Linked DNA regions of Homo sapiens: region 2 is linked to region 1. Evidence: chromatin loops called from intact Hi-C (ENCODE). Cell type or tissue: dorsolateral prefrontal cortex. All regions are shown on one strand. Links, peaks and the distances in the headings refer to the core of each region. The heading gives the core; the rest is flanking DNA. Region 1 overlaps C19orf81 (chromosome 19 open reading frame 81). Region 2 overlaps LRRC4B (leucine rich repeat containing 4B).

Region 1 (8,934 bases), core at 3,760-6,259:
TTTGTTGTGTTGAGACATGATTCAGGGGTGGTCTTGTTTTTGTCTCAGTCCATCACGGTCACAGAGTGGCCTTGCTTGATGTTGGTGTTACGGGAAATGTTTTATGTTCGGCAGGAGAGCACCAGGGCCGGGCTGTCAGTGTCTGCTTCCCTCCCTTTCAGCAGCTATAACAAAGACACCCCAAAACACAACATCATAAAGAAGACAGAAGTGTATTTCTTTTCTTTTCTCCCTTGCTCCTTTCCTCTCTTTCTCCTTCTTCCCTCCCTCCATCTCTCTCTTTTCTTTCTCTCCCTCTCTTTTTGTTTTTGAGATGGAGTCTCACTCTGTCGCCCAGGCTGGAGTGCAGTGGCGCAATCTTGGCTCACTGCAACCTCTGCCTCCTGGGTTCAAGTGATTCTTCTGCCTCAGCCTCCCGAGTAGCTGGGACTACAGGCACACACCAACACACCCGGCTTTTTTGTATTTTTAGTAGATGGGGTTTCACCATATTGGCCAGGATGGTCTCGAACTCCTGACCTCGTGATCTGCCCGCTTCAGCCTCCCAAAGTGCTGGGATTACAGGAGTGAGCCACTGCACCAGGCTCCGTCCCTCCCTCCCTCCCTTCCTTCCTTCCTTCCTTCTCTCTTTCTGTCTCTCTTTCTCCCTTTCTCTGTCACCCAGGCTGAAGTGCATTGGTACAATCATGGCTCACTGCAACCTCTAACTCCTGGCCTCAAGCAATCCTCCCACCCTAGCCTCCTCAGTAGCTGGGACTACAGGCACACAACATCATGCCCAGATAATTAAAAATTTTTTTTTGTAGAGATAGGGTGTTGCTATGTTACCTGCCTCAGCTGGTCAAGAACCAGAATTGTATTTCTCTCTTGTGTAATGAAAGGCAGGGTTGTGGGACATCTTGGCTTGGTGAGAAGATTTAGAGATAAGAGTTCCTCCCATACTGTTGCTTGCCATATCTGAACATGGTGGAGGCTGGGTTATTGCTAATCCACATTCCAGTCCAAGAGAAAGGGCAGAGTCCAAGAAAAGCAGTAATCTTTTAAGCAAATGACTCCAAAGTTACACCTCTCACTCCAGCTAACACTTCATTGGTGAGAGCATGGTCACATGGCCACACTTACCTGCAAGGGAGTCTGGGAACTGTTGTCTCTAGCTGGGAAGCCATGTGCTGGGTAAAACTCTAGGATTGTAGGGGAAGGGGAAAATGGAGTGCATGGAACAACTAGCACTTGGCCATAAGAGAGAGACCAGTTAGCTGATGGTGGGGTGGTCAAAAAGGGTCCATATTTGAGAACTGTTATCTGTGAAGTTCCAATCAGGAGACTGATTCTGAGAGTGTTGGAAAAACTGAAAACTGGGCTGGGCATAGTGGCTTATGCCTGTAATCCCAGCATTTTGGGAGGACGAGGCAGGAGGATCACAAGGTCATGAGATTGAGATCATCCTGGCTAACACAGTGAAACCCCGTCTCTACTAAAAATACAAAAATTAGCTGGGCGTGGTAGCGGGTGCCTGTAGTCTCAGCTACTCGGGAGGCTGAGGCAGGAGAATGGCGTGAACCCGGGAGGCAGAGCTTGCAGTGAGCCGAGATTGCGCCACTGCACTCCAGCCTGGGCGACAGAACAAGACTCTGTCTCAAAAAAAAAAAACAAAAAACCTGAAAACTGGATTCAAGTGTTGTTACTGAAGTGATGCTGCCACAGTGAAGAAGTAAGCCTGGGGTGACTAGAAGAGGAAGCAAAAAGGAGCAAGTTCCTCCTGCTTCCTCCTGCCTTGCAGGCTCCCACTGGCGCCCCTGTTAGGCAGAGCCTAATAGGAACCCAGCTGTTGAAGGAGAAATGTGGTTAGTAGAGTCTCAACCCAGGCATCACAGAGCCGGTGTCATGGGGTGGAGTTTGGAGCTAAGAGACAGTAACTCAACATCTGGCATACAAGCTATTCTGGGTGTGGCATGGGCAAGCAATTGGTGATGGCCATTTAAGCAGAATCATGGCTGAGGAGGGCTCAGGGCAGCTGACACTGGGTTCTCTGTCCTCAGGAGCCCTCCTTATGGACCTGGAGACCCCAGAGGAGATGCAGGCTCGGAGCCTGGGCAGGCCCATCAAATCCTCGTGAGTTGTCCCTGGCCCCCATGACCTCTATCTTCCGCCTCCCCAAATGTGATGGCAGTGAACCCTGACCTCAGAGGTCCCTGCCTGTTCGCTCTCTCCCTAGAAAGCAGTACCTGCGGCAGGTCATTGCAGAGTACGAGGCACTGGACCGAGAACTCCCGTGCATCCGGAAGTTCCCCACACCACCAGCTTCCCAGCCCCTCTGCCTCTGCATGGAGACCTTGGTGAGTGGACCTGTGCCCTTATTTTCTGCACAGTTTTGGTGGGGTGATGGGAAGGGCACAGGCTGAGAAGCAGTGTGGCCAGAGTTTAAATTCAGGCTTTTGGCTTATAAGCTGTGGGCTTGCCACCAGGACAGTTTGCTGAAAACTGATTGTGAATTTGTCAAAGGGTCAGTCATGAAATCTACTGCTCATGTCAGAGGGGAGACCAACGGGCAAAGAAAGGGGAGGCTGAGGGGGGCAGGGAGGGAGGACAAAAGGAGTCCTACTAATCCACTTCTGTAAAGTTTACAAATATAACAAAAACTCAAGAAAAAGCCCATGTGTGTCGGGTGCGGTGGCTCACGCCTGTAATCCCAGCACTTTGGGAGGCTGAGGTGGGTGGATCACTAGAGGTCAGGAGTTTGAGACTAGCCTGGCTAACATGGTGAAACCCCGTCTCTATTAAAAATACAAACATTAGGCAGGCGTGGTGGCAGGTGGCTGGAATCCCAGCTACTGGGGAGGCTGAGGCAGGAGAATCGCTTGAACCTGGGAGGTGGAGGTTGCAGTGAGCCGAGATCGTGCCACTGCACTCCAGCCTGGGTGACAAAGTGAGACTCTGTCAAAAAAAAAAGGAAGGAAGAAAGAAAGAAAGAAGGAAGGAAGGAAGGGAGGGAGGGAAAGGAAAGGAAAGGAAGGAAGGGAGGGAGGGAAAGAAAGAGGTCATGTTTTTGACAGATTCAGTAAACTGGTCCTCCCTGCCTTCAATCAGAAGAGGTATATATGAGAGTCCCAGGCACTCAACAATTGACTGAGAAGAGCTGATGTCAATAGGTGCTTACTGTGTGCCAGGCACAGGCCTCCAAGGTACCCTCTCAGCTAATCCGTGTAACTCTCCACCCTGCATACAGGGATTGCTGTCCTCGTTTTAGGGATCAGTCTCCACCCCATCACTCCACTTCTTTGTGGCTTTGAGCAAGGGACTCTCCAGCCTCCCCTCTCACCCCAGTCAAGGAATGACTTTCTGGAAGTGACATCATTTTTCAGTGAAATCGTGAAAATTTTCATTTCATTTTAGTTCCTCAGCAATTTTATGTGCTATGACAACTGTTATCACCCTTGACATGCTAATCACGTGATGCAACTGTGTTTAGTGATCAGTCCACGTTTCTGAATGTTAAATAGATTGACAAGACATCAAAACCCCTATGACCCTTATCTTTTGACTACTGAACATTCTTAAAATGCTAATACGAATATAAAAGGAAAGGTGTGTAACTTAAATCCTGGCAGAAATTTTCAAGAACTTTCAGGCGCATCCATTGCAAATTGCTGGGAAAGTTTTTGGTAGATTCGTAAAGTTGGCTAAGTTGGTGAATCATTCAGCCAACTGTTCATTGACTTTGGGGCAAATTGGCTTGGTGAGAATTGATTTTTTTGGAGAATGACCTAGAGTGATAGTAGATGCTTTCCCATCTGAGAGATAATCTGTCGTCTCCTTTGACCATAGCGACAGTACCCTGGGATTAAGAGCGATCCTTGCCCCTCAAATGCCACCTGGAACTCTGTGGCAGGTTCTGCAGGTGGGGTCTAGGGTGGTGACTTCTGAACCCAAAATGAACCAGGAGGCCACGGGCTGAGGTTCTCTCTCCGACACCCGCAGCCCGAGGAGGATTTTACCCACCTGGAGGTGCTGCAAGCCCTGGAGGCCCAGTTACCAGGGGCCATGGAGAGCGGGCGCGTGAGCAGCATCCGCTTTGAGAACATGAACGTCATCTGTGGGACTGCTGGGCGCCGGAACCGGTGAGTAAGCGGCGGGGGCGGGGCCTGGAGCGAGCGGGAGGGGCGGGGCCCGGGGCGACCGGGTAAGAGCGTGGTTGGTTTTAGAGCGCTGAGGGACGTGGCCAAGAGTGAAAGCATGAATGGGCGGGGCCCGGGGCGACTAGATAAGAGCGTGGTTGGTGTAAGGGTGCTGAGGGGCGGGCCCCGGAGCCACTAGATAAGAGCGTGGTTGGTGTAAGGGTGTTGTGAGGCGGGGCGACAGTGGAGTGACAGCTTGGGGGGGCGGGGCCAGGAGGGACTAGATAAGAGCGAGATTGGTGCAGAGCCACTGAGGGGCGGGGCCAAGAGTGAGCGCGGTTGGAGGTAAGGTCCGGTGAGATCAGAGAGAAGGAGGGATCTCGAGTGAGTAGGGGCCCGAGTTTGAGTGACCCAGTAGTGACCGGGATAGAGGTCTGAGCCTGGAAAGGCAGCTGTGAGGGGGTGGAAGAGACTGAGCACATAGTAGGTGTGGGGCCAGGGGTGATAGGGTGGGGACAGGCCTGGAGTGCCTAGGGTAGAGCGCAGCCTGCAGTCGCCAGTGGAGGGTCGGGCCTTTGGGCGGTTTGAGATGGAGCCTCGACAGACAGTGATTAGGACGCAGAACCAGGCTAAGAGAGCGTAAGGAGCCTAGAGCGACCCAGGCGAGAGGGCAGGGCTGGAGGGGAGTTTAGGGACGGAGCGATGGTCCGCTGGACCAGGGCCTGTAAACGACTCCAGGGACCAGGCAGGGACTCTTCGACGATCAAAGCCAGGGCTGAAACGACCTGCGAGTTCCTTTTCCGTCCCCACCCCCCTTACAGGTGGCTCATCGCGGTCACGGACTTCCAGACGCGCTCGCGCTTGCTGCGCTCCGGGCTCAGTCCCCGCGGGCTTGCGCACCAGATCGTGCGCCACGACGACCTCCTGCTGGGCGACTACCGCCTGCACCTGCGCCGCTCCCTGGTCCGGCGGCGCATGCTCGAGGCCCTGGGGGCGGAGCCGAACGAGGAGGCCTGACGCCCGGGCGGGCCCCGGCAGCGCTTGCGCACCGCCCCGCGGGCTGGGGCCACCCACCCGGAGCCCCGGAGGACAGGGGGCGTTGCCTTCCCAGGAAGGAGGCGGGGCCGGCTCGAGGGGGTGGATACTGTGAGTTTAATTATAAAGAATGACCTGGTACAAAAGCCATTTCTCTCTGCAAAATCTTGGTGGGGAGTCAGGGGAAGGGAGGTGATGGGGGGTAGGAATGAACCCCCATGTTATAATCCCGCGTCCCTAATCTTCCTCCAGTCCCTGTACGTGGACGCCTGGGTCCCAATCCCTTGAGGGATGAACTGAAGCCCGCGAAAGGGAAGACCTGGGCACCGGGGCTTTCAGCGCGTGCCGAGCCCTGTCTCAGCGAGAATCAGACGTCCTCATCCGCCCCCCTCCTCTTCCCCTCCCACCCCCCCTTGGAAGACAATTCTCGGGCTTTTATTTCAGGTTTTTTTTCTGGATTTTTTTGTGTGTTCTAGGGGTTTTGTGTTTTTTTTTTCTGTTTTTTATATTTTCTTCTTTTGTTATTGTTCCTCTTTTTGCTTTTTCTCTCCTCTCCACCCCGCGCTGTCCCCGCATTCGGTCCCTCCCCACTCCCCACCCCGACCTCTCCTCCCCCCCCCACCCCCTACACCCTCCCCAACCCCGCGGCACCCATCCAGAATGAACGAGCCCTTGATAGACGGGCGCCGCGCAGGCCCCCTGCGGACTGGGGGCATCCGACAAGGGGGAGGGGGCGGGTAGGGGTCCAGCGCGGCCTCTGCCCCTCTCTCACCACCCCTCCCCCCTCCCACGACCCTCCCACGAGGTTCCCCGCAGATCCCTGACATGGTGAGGGGAGGGGGCTTGCAGCCCCCTCCCCTCATGGACGGAGCGCCCCCCCCTCTCGGGGGTAGGGGGCAGCAGAGGGGGAATGGGCTTGGGGAAGGAGGGGGAGCTCCCTTCTTTGGCAGCTGAACATGGGGGGGGGACCTGAGGGCAACGCCCTCCCCCCTTTACCCACAGCAGGGGAGGGGGCTTTTCAGGGGGAGGGGTGGCTTAACATTCCCAAGCCCCGGGAATAAGCGGAGAGAGGAAGCGTGCGGGAAGGAACAGCCATGCTGGAGGGAGAGGGAGCTTCTTGGAGTGGACAGGTTAGGAGAGGGCAATCTTCGTGCAAAAGGGATGGACAGATGGCCCAGGAAAGACAGAAGAGGGAGGATGTGAGGAAGGGTGAGGGCTGGAGGCAGGGAGAGGCTCGAGTGTGGAAGCATGGTGAGCAGGAAGCCAGTGTGCATAGGGTCTTCTCTCACCAGGAAGAGAAAGAGCTTAAGGAGGTAAGAGAATCCGAATGAGAATGGCCGCAAGAGCTGCTTGTCAACAGGAATAAAAAATAAGCGTGTCAGGAAAAGAAATGACAGTTACAGCCCAAGAGTGCATGGAATGAGATGAGTGTGCAAAAGGAAAGAAGTGGTAGAGCTCTCATCCAGGTAGAAAAGACAAGATGCGGTGTGCAGCCATGTCATGGTGCGCAAGAACATTATTAAAGGGGAGAAACAAGGCTTCCGGAGAGCACTGAAAATGCTGGGGGGGGGGGCGCGTGTGCAAAAGCAAGTGTGCAAGAGGGTTCACAAAAGAATCAAAAATGCAGAAGGGCAAAGATTTCAAACAGAAAGGGGCAAGGGAGTGGGAGCCTGGCAAAGAAGAAGAGAATGAGCATGTGTGAGAGAAACAGTTTCTGGGAGGCAAGTGTGCAAAAGGCGTGACCAAAAGTGACGGTGCAAAAGGGGCAAGAGGGAAGGCGGGGGGTGGGGGGCTAGGAGTGTCATGGTGAGAGGGGAGAGTTGGGGAGTGGAAGAATCTGGGGTTTTTAAGAATAAGAAGGGAAAGTGCTTCAACGTAAGAAAATGGAGGTAAGAGTGTGTCAGGAGGGGTGCATAAGATAGCAAGTGTGCAAGGGCTGAGCAAAGAGCAGGGCACTCCAGAGAATGAATGATGTGCATGGAGTCTGTGAGGGGGAGGGAAAATGTGTCCCAAGTGTGTCTGCAACAAGGGTCCAGAGCGAGCGGGGAGGAGGAGATGTGAAATGGAGTGTGTAAAGGAGGGCCCTGGTAGGGGAAAAGTGTGTAAGCAGCAAGAAGCAGAGAAGGAGGCATGGAGCGTGAGAAAGGAAATGCAGCGTGTGCGAGGAGAGCAGAGTGTATTTGAGCGGGCCTCGCCAGCCAGAAGCAAAGGCAGAATGTGCAAGACAGCGAGAGGGCAAATTTGTGCAAAATTGCAGCCCGGGGACGGGAGGGGAGAGAGGTGAGCAGGCGTGCAACGGAGCGTGCAAGAGGCTGAGGGGGGCAGCTGTGTGTGCTGGGGAGAGGGGAAGGGGGGAGAGCTGAGGGGCCTGGAGAGAGTGGGAAGGGTTGTTAGAGGGGTGGCAGGTGGTGGAATCCGAGGGCACCCCCTTCCCCTGCGGCCTGGGGGACAGTCCCCATCCAATCGGGCTCAGGGCTGACCCTCTATGGCTCTGTCTATCCCCTCCCCCCAGAATAGGCCCTTCCCTCCTTCTCAATTCCCCTCTGTAATTTCTCCTATCCCCCCTCCGCTCCCCGCTTCACACACACACACACACTCTTGTGTCAGCTGCCCCCCTTCAGTGAGGTGCAAATGTCCGGCCTGGATTGGGCCACCTGGTGACCTCTGGCCTTGGGAGATGAGGGCAGGGCGCAGTTTGAACAGAGTCCCTGGCCCGGGGAGAGAATGACAGTCAGGGGTCAGAGGTCAAGAGGCCAGCAGGCTCAAGAGTTCTGTGGACGGGGCTGGTCCGTCCAGGCCAGCCATCACCTCTCCAGGAAGAATTTGAGAGCCCGGTCGATGTTCATGCGGTGGCCCACCCTGGTCACACCTAGATCGACGTAGTCCTCCTTGGTCAAGGCGGGCAGGTGGGAGCCATCGATCTCGTGGTCCAGGAACTGGGCTCGGTGCTCCGCCAAACCCAGCCACTCCAGCCAATCAGCCACGTCGAACTTGGTCCAGAACCCCAGAGGTTTAGCGCCAAACGGCTTGTCCGGGGGCAGCGAGAGCAGGCGGGTCGGTGAGAGGGAGCGCGAGGCCCCTGACAAGGCTCCCCCGAGCCCCCCGGATATCCCCGGGTGTGGCGGCACAAAGACTGGGGCGAAGGGGTCAGCCGAGCCTCCTGCCCCTCCAGTTGGGGAGCCACGGATGTCAAAGAGGCCTGGGTAGAGGGGTCCGGAAGGCAGGATGGGCAGGGACGAGGGCCTGGGCGCAGGGCTGACCTTGTGCTCCGAGGCGGGCAGCAGCGAGGGGCTGGGGGCCCGGCGGAGCAGAGGGGGCCGCATCTCGAACTCCACGCCCTGGAGGTGGCGGGTGGACGTGGAGGAGGAGGAGGCTGAGGGTGAGGTGGCCCCTGGGGCCGCAGCGGCTGTAGGGGAGACCCCTGTTCCGGTGGGGAGTGGCGGCAGAGGTGGTTTGGGCCAGTTCTGAAACAGGCTGCTGACAGGCTTGGAGAGGAGTGAGGACTGGGAGTCGTCGGAGAGTCTGGAATGTGACAAGGGGGCAGTGGGGGAGGACAGGGATTTAGGGGGCAAGGGCAGGGGTGAGAAAGAGGCAGAGGTCAAGATATAGGGAGAGAGGAGGAGAGACATAAGGGTAGGGGGAGAGACGGAGGAGAGACGGGAAGAAATGGAGGGAGCAAGGGGTAAGACGGCCGGCCGTCGAGGAAAGAAATGAAGGGAGAGAAAGATGAGAGGACAGGGAGAGGGCGACAGTTAAGAGAGATGAAAGAAAAAGAGACATTAAG
Region 2 (8,934 bases), core at 3,866-6,365, 100 kb before region 1:
CCGCCTCTGGTCCCCGTCCACCTCCTCTGGCCTCAACCCCCTCCTGAGTCTCCCCCCTCACAATCTTGCCTCCCTCGGGACCCCCAGGCCCCTTCTCTCCTTCTCCTCCATCTATTCCTCCCTCTTGCTCTATCCCTGTCACCCTCTCATCGGCCCTGAGCCCGTCTCAGTCAGGTTGTCTGTCTGTCCGTCTGTCTTGGTCCCTTTCTCCCCGGCTCTGTCTGTCTCTCTCTTTCTCCGCGATTACAATTTCTAGTCACACGGCAGTGCAGAGCCAAGCTGTGCCTCAGCTCCCTCCCTCCCCACCCCTCCCTCCTTCTTTCTCTCCTTCTGAACGGGGAGGGCGCCTCTCCTCCCTCCTCCTCAGCCTCCCTTCCCTGCGCCGCCTGGGGGAGGCCTCCCCCTCCCCCGCTAATCAAAGGCTCCGTTATCTAATTAACCCATTGGTTCTGGGCAGCCGAGGAGGCAGCCGAGGAAGGTCGGGGGAAGCGGGGGAGGAAGGTTGCCGGCTGGGCTGCCCAAGAAAGGGGGGTGGTTGGGCCGTGCCAAGCCGGAGCCTCATGGCACACAGACAGCCTCGTTGGCTGCATGACCGGGCTGGGCCACCACTGACCCCCTCGCCCCCACTTCCAGCCAAAACCCCCCAGCTTCACACCCCCCACTGGGTCTAGGCACACAATCTTGCCCAGCGTTTTCCTGCAGATGCCCCTGTACCCCAGGAACTCCTTTGAACCCCCACCATGCCACACAGCCTTTACTCCAACCCTGATATACCACACCTGATATACCGGCACTGGAACCTGCGCCCTGCACCGTCACCCCGTCCCGTGGCTGAGGGCCAGCCCCTCTCCATGCCACAAAGGCCCCCACCCCTAGAGGAACCCCTCTCCCTTGGACCTTAGCCAGATCCTGACATCCACCTCCTGACACACTTCTGCAAAATCTGCAGGGCAGCCACGTTCATTCATTCAACTTATCCGCCCATCCATCCGTCCATCCATCCGTCCACCCATCCGTCCATCCATCTGTCCATCCATCCATCCATCCATCCATCCATCCATCCATTCATCCATCCGCCCATCCGTCCATCCATCCATCCATCCATCCATCCATCCATCCATCCATCCGTCCATCCATCCGCCCATCCGTCCATCCGTCTATCCATCCGTCCTTCCATCCCTCCGCCCATCCATCCACCCATCCATCCATCCATCCATCCGTCCACCCATCCATCCTTCCATCCATCTGTCCAACAAATGTCTACCCAGTCCCTGCTATGTGCTAGACACTAGCCCAGGACACCCATGGGCCACAAAAGGCACCTCTCGAGAGTGGGGCACATTGGTGAGTGCCGAGAGGCCTGGGTTTGAGTCCTGACTCTGCTGCCACTTCCCGTGTAACCTCGGGCCGGTGGCTTATTCTCCCAAGCTGCAGTTCCCTCCACTGTGAAACAGGGATAATGGGAGTATCTGCCTCCTAGGGCCACTGTGGGGATTAAATCGCTAAATCCTTGGTAAAGAGTTCTGTCTTCACAACATATGCGGAATCAGACCCCAGAATCAGAGGATCTTTCTCCCCACGCCCAGGCTACTTCCCTGACCTGGCTCCCATCTCCCTCTTGAACGATTACAGTGTCCTCCCCTCCAGCCTCCCCATTTCTGCCTTCACCCCCACTCCCCGTGCGTTCCCCACGGGCAGCGAGGGGTATCCTGTCAACACCCCATGGACCCTGCCCCGCCTCTGCTCCACAGCCTTCCACAGCTCCCGTCCCACTCAGAGCAGAGATGAGGACTTCAGTTTTCAGGTCTCCACTCTCCACCCCAGCTCCTCCTCTGACCTCATCGCTTCCCTCCTCCCCCTGCTCACTCGCTGTTTCCAGAACAGGCCGTGCACACCCCGGCCCCAGGGCCTTTGCACCTGCTCTTCCCTTTTCCTGGAATGCTCTTTGCCGGTTGTCCACAGGGCTCTTGCCCTGCTCTCTATCAGGTCCGTGCTCCAATGCTACCTTCTCAGTGAGGCCGTCCTGACCGCCCCGCATCAAACAGCACCCCTATCCCTCTCCAGAACCTTCTCTGTTTCCTTTTTCTCCATGACATTTATCAGCATCTGAGCTTTTATATGGGTCCGTGCGCTTGAAGGCAAGTTTCCCGAGGGCAGTCAGTTTGTGACTATTTGGTTCCCAGGACCCACAACAGTGCTGGGCACATGGCAGTTGCTCACCAAACACTGGGTGCAGGGACGGATGGGTACGTTATCATCACTGTGAGTCTATTTCCCCCCACGCTCACACACAGATACCCCCACTCTCCGTTCTGCACACCGAGCCAGGCCGCACTGCAATAGCTGCACAATGCAGGCTCCCAGCCCTGGACACCCTCGGTCCCCAGGTCCCCTTCCATCCCAGGAGGCCTGCTGGCAGAGGCAGCACCTTTTTTTTTTTTTTTTTTTTGAGACAGAGTCTCACTCTGTTGCCCAGGCTGGAGTGCAGTGGCGCGATCTCAGCTCATGGCAACCTCTACCTCCTGGGTTCAAGCAATTCTCCTGCCCCAGCCTCCTGAGTAGCTGAGACTACAGGCGCTCACCACCACCCCGGCTAATTTTTGTATTTTAAGTTAGAATCGGGGGTTTCACCATGTGGGCCAGGCTGGTCTTGAACTCCTGACCTCCAGTGATCCACCTGCCTTGGCCTCCCAAAGTGCTGGGATGACAGGTGTGGGCCACCGTACCTGGCCGAGGAAGCACACATCTCACGTCAGCTGGACACCAATGTCCCGGGTCACCCTCCATGCCCTGGGTCACCCTCCGTGCCCCAGCACCACCCGGATGGCTAAGTCCCAGATACTACACCTCAGGTTCCAAACAGGAGGTCCCCAGCGCAGCTCCGTGCACCCAGAGGAAAGCTACCACTCTGCCCAAACCTCAGATACCACCTGCGTGAGCTACACTCCTGGATACAGCTGCATACTGAGAGGGCACCTGGCCCCAGTTGTCCCCAGATAGAGCCCTCTGACCTGGATAACAGGAATGCTGGCTAACCTCATCTCTTCCGCACACACATCTGACTTGCGTGAACTCACTGAATAATGACACCACCAAAGGTGGTAACGTCCAACACACATCTGGCACTGACTGGGCACCATTCTGGGAGCTTTACTTGCATTAGCCACCGCAGTTCACATCAACCCTCTGAGAGAAGACTGCTATTACACCCAGTTCCCAGCTAGCAAAGCTGAGACACACAGAGGTACTGTTAGTTGCCTAATGCGAAACACACGGCTAGGAAGTGGCCCCTCCTAGGTCAGCCTTGCCAGAGTCCAGGGGCCCCAAAGACCCCCAAGTGTGGCCTGACAGCAGCAACAATTCCCATGGAGGCTGCCTGTGTGTGGGGGGCAGGGTGCAGGCAAGGCCACAGGCATGCTGAACAGCCACCCTTCCTCAGCCCCTGCAGTCACCCGCACTGCACAGGATATCACACGCCCGACACCCCACCACGGCTTCACGCCCGGCTGGCAGAGGCTCCATGGACTGCCCTCTGCCCCCACGCACCCCTAGTAGTGATGGGAAATACTGATTACATGTGGGTGCCATGCTATCCACTCCTCAAGCTGCTGGCTTCTCCCCACGGCCCTGGGAGGAAGGGATGGTTCTTGTGCCCATTTTACAGATTCAGAGGTGAGCGGCACTTGCCAAAGGTTACACAGCCCTCCAGCAGCACAGCCGGCATTGGAACCCCAGTCCCAGAACTTAGCCAGGTCACCACGGTTGCCTCTCCCACCGCAGCTGCCCCGGGAGAGGACCCATCACAAGGGTACACCTGTTCTCCTCCCTCACCTGGTGCAAGGAACAAGCCAGAGGTGCAGACACAGAAGGACCCCAAAGAGGAGAAGTACGAGGGGCAGAGAGTGGCAGAGTCACAGGGAGACAGACACAGGCATACAAAGGGGCATGAAAGGGGCAGGAGGACAGGAGGCCCCGAGATGGAGCTGAGATCCAGGCGAAGGCAGAGGCTGGGAGGGCCCGGGCACTCGAGGCGTGAAGCTGAGTCCTCACCGGCTTCGCCATCCTCCCCAGCCCCAGCTCTGAGAGATCTCGGGCACTGTGCCTGGGAGGATTCAGGCAGATGGCAGATCGGAAACTCGGGGACCCAGGAGAGGCGGGGTGAGGAGAAATGGGAGGCAGGGAACGTTCCTGTCAGGCGCACTCATTTTTTGGGGTGGGGTGGGGGGCTAAATTCAGACGGCCAGAGGGAAGATAGGAAATTGACTACCATTGCAGCAAGAGGCCTGGAGGTTAGAGCTAGAGAAGAACTTCCCCACTGCGAGGGACTGGGGCAGAAGTGGAGCCTGGAGCCCAGAGGGTGGAGAGGGATTGAAGCCGGGGAGGGATGAGCCCTTCTGTCCCTGGAAGCCGGTCCTATGGGAGAGACCCGGGTTCTGGGGGAGGGGACAGGCAGCGCTGGCGTTCTGAGCCAATCCATGTCCTGAATGCTTTCAAAATAAAAGCAGCCCCACAGCGCCGAGAATTGTCAGGCTTCTATGTCTGGAGGTAGAAGAACCTTAGGGAAAGGGCAGTCCAGGCCCCCTAGGAGCTGCTGATGAGGAAGCAGGACTAGGGGCTTGGCTCAGCTCACGAATTTCCCGGGCCACTGGCCACTGGGCAGCAGGACCAACAGGCGGCCCGTGCAGTGGGGGTGCAGTCGGGGTGGGGGTGAGGTGCAGTGGGTGGGGGTGAGGTGGTGACTTGCTTGGAGGGGGGCTGTCCTTTCCCGTGCAGCCACGCCGCTCTCCCCCAGGCTCCTCCCACCCACCAGGCGCCTCCCACCCAGGCTCTTCCCATCCACACCAGACCCGTTCCCCTGAGGGGACTTTGCCCCTGCTGTGCCCTCGGCCAGCCGGGGGTGCTCTTCCTGGGGTCAGGGGGGGCTCTGCGTTCCCACGACACCTCCAGGAGGTCTTCTTTGAGCTCCCCCTACCGTCCGTATCCCTTGCACTTCCTTTTCTTCACAGCTCGTGTCACGGCCACCCAGCACCTGATGCTCGGTGATTTGTTCCTGCGTTCATTGCCTGCCTTCCTGCTAAGAGGGGAGCCCCTGAGGGCTTTGCCGCGGCGTCCACGGCTGCATCCTCAAGGCCGGCCAACGGCGCTGGCCCCTCCGAGCCTCAGTATTTGCTGCAGGAACGAGCGAGCCAGCGCCCCCTACCGGCAGTTCCTCTGCTGGCACCCGAGGCAAGGAGCCCTGGGTCTCTAGGGAGGCAAGTGTGGGGGTGGGGGAGCCGTCCGAGGGCTAAGTGAGAGGGCGGGCACAGGGTGGGCCCCGGAACGTCCAGGAGGGAAGCCGGGAGGAGGGAATGTCGAGCTGTTACAGAGGCCGTGGCAATGGGCCGGGGGCGGGGGGGCCCTCCTTCCTCTCACAACGGGCTGTGACAACAGAGGGGCAGGCTCAGCTCTGGTGGGTGAAGGACCCCTCTGAGTGGACTGGAGCGGCGCGGCTGGAGGCCAGGGAGGAGCTGCGCCAGGGGTCCGGGGGTAGAGGATGAGGCCGCGGCTGGAGCCACGGGGATGGAGAGAAGGGAAAGAGTGAACAGATAAAGCAAATTTGTAAAAGTGGCAGAACCTGGAGGCGGTGTAGGAGGTGAGGGAGAGGGAGGAGCCAGGCTCTTCTTATAGATCTGGGGTCAAATTCCAAAAGCCAGAAGAGGATGTGGGGCGGGAAGCAGTTACGGGGAGAAGAGAATGCAAAAGTCCCTGCCACAGGCCCCCCAGCCCCAATCTCCACTCACAGGCGGTGCCTCGCTCTGGTCACACCCACAGGGCAGCAGGGGAGCTGGGGACACACCGCCCACCCGGCTCCCGTCCAGTCCCTGGCTGTGCCACTTTGGGCCAGCTGCAGCCTCTCTGATGATGCTGCATGGGGCTGTGGCAAGGGGGCCCAAGTAGGGCCTGGCACACAGCAAGTGACCAGCAAGTGACATATAGGACTCGGAGCCTGGCTGGAAGCCAGGAAAAGCAGAAACCTGGGCTCCGACCCCCCGGTGCTGCCAATTTTCCGCTAGGAACAGTACCCTGTGGCCACTCAGTTTCCTCATCAGAGAAATGGGAATTAACAGCAGGTTTCAGAAGAGGGCTGGGAGGGCTGGGTGGGGGGTGGTGGGGACCCAGGAAGGGCTGAGGTGAGCTATTTACCAGCCAGCGGAGGACTACACTTGACCCTTGAAGGACAGGGGTTTGAATCGTGTGGTCCACTTATATGTGGACTTTCTCCTGCCTCTGCCACTCCTGAGACAGCAAGACAACCGCCCCCTCCTCCTGCTCACAGCCTACTCAACGTGAAGACAATCAGGGGAGCCCGTTACGATGATACACTCCACTTAGTGGCTAGTAAATGTATTTTCTCTTCCTTAGCATTTTCTCAATAACATTTTCTTTTCTCTAGCTTACTTTATTGTCAGAATTCAGGATAGAATACATTTAACATGAATGTGTTAACTGACTGTTTATGTTATTGGTAGGGTGTCCAATCAACAGAACACTATTAGGAGTTAAGTTTTAGGGGAGTCAAAAGTTACAGGCAGATTTTCAACTGCACAGGGGGCTGGCACCCCTAGCCCCCAAGTTGGTCAGGGGTCAACTGTATACATACACACACACACACACACACACACACATACACACACACATACATACATACACACACACACATCACACAAATTTCTGCTGGAGTGCAGTGGCGTGATCTCAGCTCACTGCAGCCTCCACCTCCCAGGCCCAGGTGATCCTCCCACCTCAGCCTCCTGAGTAGCCGACTACAGGCGTGGACCACTACACCCGGCTAATTTTTTTGTATTTTTGTAGAGATAAGCTTTTGCCATGTTGCCCAGGCTGGTCTCAAACTCTCGGCCTCAAACAATCCTCCTGCCTCAGCCTCCCAAAGTGCTGGATTATAAGCGTGAGCCACGGCACCCGGCTGTATTTCAATATATCAATGCATCACTGTCAAACAGACTCTCTGCAATGATGCAAATGTTCTCTCCGTGCTGTCCAGCACTGGTGGCCACCAGCCACACGAGGCTACGGAGCACGTGACGTATGTCGAGAAGGAGCAGGGACTGAATTCTTCATTCGACTTGATGTGACTGTTGCTGCTCATGCATGGCAGTGGCTGTGGCAGCTACTGTGTTGGACAGCATGGATCTAACCACTGATCCTGCTTGGAACTGCTTCTGCCTGAGTCCCTGAAGTGCCGCTCCGTCTGCTCCTTGGCCCTGCCCAGCTACCTCACAGGGCTCTTATGGGACTCATGGAGAAGCCAGGGAGATCACAGCTGGAGAAATGGAATGTTATGGAGAGTCTGAGGCCTGAGCACCTGACCAGCGCTGCCTTGGTTGCCTGTGCCAGGCCTGCGCTGCGGGAGCTGCCTGCAAGAGCTCATTCAGTCCCCGCAAGGGGCCCATGGCGAGAGCTGCTGCTGCCCATTTTACAGAAGGGCACACTGAGGCACTGCCATACCCATGGATAGCCAGATTTGGGTAGGCTTTGAGATAAAAACTGAACTTCCAAAAAAAAAGAAAAAGAAAAAGAAAAAGAAAAGAGGGCCGGGGGTGGTGGCTCACGCCTGTAATCCCAGCACTTTGGGAGGCCAAGGTGGGCGGATTACCTGAGGTCAGGAGTTTGAGACCAGCCTGACCAACATGCTGAAATTCCACCTCTACTAAAAATACAAAATTAGCCGTGCCTGGTGGCGGGCGTCCATAATCCCAGCTACTGGGGAGGCTGAGAAAGGGGAATTACTTGAACCGAGGAGGCAGAGGTTGCAGTGAGCTGAGATGGCGCCACTGCACTCCAACCTGGGCAACAGAGCGAGACTCTGTCTGAAAAAAAGGAAAGAAAAAAAACTGAACTTCCAGGTCCCTGGACTGTGATTCTGTGCTGGGATGGGGCGGCTTAACACCCCTGAACTGAATTCACCCCAGAAGAGAACTGGGCCCTGGCCTGGCATTGGTGGTTTTTACAACAGTATTTGTTGCCAAGGCTCAGGCAGTGGGGCGTGAGAGCGAGTTTGCAGGTTGGGAGGGGCGTGGCCCCCGCCAGCTCCACTCATAGGGGTCCTGCCTAGGAAGGACGCTGATCCGATCTGTTTTCTCTCACAGGGTTGTGCATAGTTATTTTGTTTACAACAAAAGGGTGCTGCTAAAAGTCATAAAAAGCTGAAAACTATGTGAACTGGAGCAATGCTTCTCAGACATGAATGTGTGTCCAGCTGTCTGGGAATCTTGTTAAGAGGCAGATTCTGGCCGGGCGCAGTGGCTCACGCCTGTAATCCCAGCACTCTGGGAGGCTGAGGCGGGCAGATCACTTGAGGTCAGGAGTTTTGACACCAGCCTGACCAACATGGTGAAACCCTGTCTCTAATAAAAATACAAAAATTAGCTGGGCGTGGAGGCACCTGCCTGTAGTTCCAGCTACTCGGGAGGCTGAGGCAGGAGAATCACTTGAACCTGGGAGGCGGAGGTTGCAGTGAGCCGAGATCGCACCACTGTACTCCAGCCTCGGTGACAGAGTGAGATTCTGTCTCAAAATAACAATAACAATAACAAAAAACTGCAGATTCTGCATCGCCATATCTAGGGTGAGGCTGTCATTCTGTTTCCCAGGGGATGCAGGTCTCACAGCAAGGGGCTGAAGGGTCTCTAAGTGCCCATCTCACTCCTATATTCCATTTCGGGATGAAGAATGAAGCCCCCTCCTCTCCTCTCCGGAGCTCTGTATAGGGGTGTAGCTCAAGGTGGGCCTTGGAATCAACTAGACCTGGGTTTGAACCTCAGCTGCCACAGTTACTAGCCATGTTGGCTTGCAAAGGGAGCTTCACCCCTCAGGACCTCGGTCTGCTCACCTGTAGGTGGGGAAGGTCTGATATCTGTGATGAGTTTAGGGAAA

Evidence for each region. A loop is a pair of places that touch in the nucleus more often than their neighbours do. Peaks named below come from ENCODE experiments on the same cell type or tissue, not always from the same donor. Only the 100,000 strongest peaks of a DNase experiment are listed, where the experiment ranks them.
Region 2: a loop joins it to region 1, with 2.5 times the contacts of the local background. A loop is called at or near these places in 2 of 110 quality-filtered maps.

Annotation. Positions count from the first base shown.
Region 1 is chr19:50,654,011-50,662,944 of GRCh38, forward strand. C19orf81 (chromosome 19 open reading frame 81) reads left to right here. Exons shown (of 5, transcript NM_001195076.2): 2 at 2,040-2,112; 3 at 2,216-2,336; 4 at 3,979-4,118; 5 at 4,937-5,296. The coding sequence ends at 5,132. It overlaps SHANK1 (SH3 and multiple ankyrin repeat domains 1), which reads right to left. Exons shown (of 24, transcript NM_016148.5): 24 at 5,245-8,672. The coding sequence ends at 7,955. It also overlaps a transcript of SYT3 not described here. Among named protein-coding and RNA genes, the nearest start is that of C19orf81, 9.0 kb to the left of the region's middle. RefSeq lists enhancers at 3,861-3,930, 7,756-8,414, 8,415-8,934 and a silencer at 4,151-4,240. In dorsolateral prefrontal cortex, for the core only: a CTCF peak has its summit at 5,173; DNase peaks (open chromatin) are centred at 4,291, 5,151 and 5,464; H3K4me3 peaks cover 1,910 bases; H3K27ac peaks cover 1,589 bases.
Region 2 is chr19:50,551,563-50,560,496 of GRCh38, forward strand. All of the region lies in intron 1 of LRRC4B (leucine rich repeat containing 4B), which reads right to left. Among named protein-coding and RNA genes, the nearest start is that of LRRC4B, 12 kb to the right of the region's middle. RefSeq lists an enhancer at 200-1,111 and silencers at 4,700-4,809, 4,910-4,969. In dorsolateral prefrontal cortex, for the core only: CTCF peaks have their summits at 5,177 (motif pointing left) and 5,389; DNase peaks (open chromatin) are centred at 4,077, 4,552 and 5,189; H3K4me3 peaks cover 1,896 bases; H3K27ac peaks cover 1,720 bases.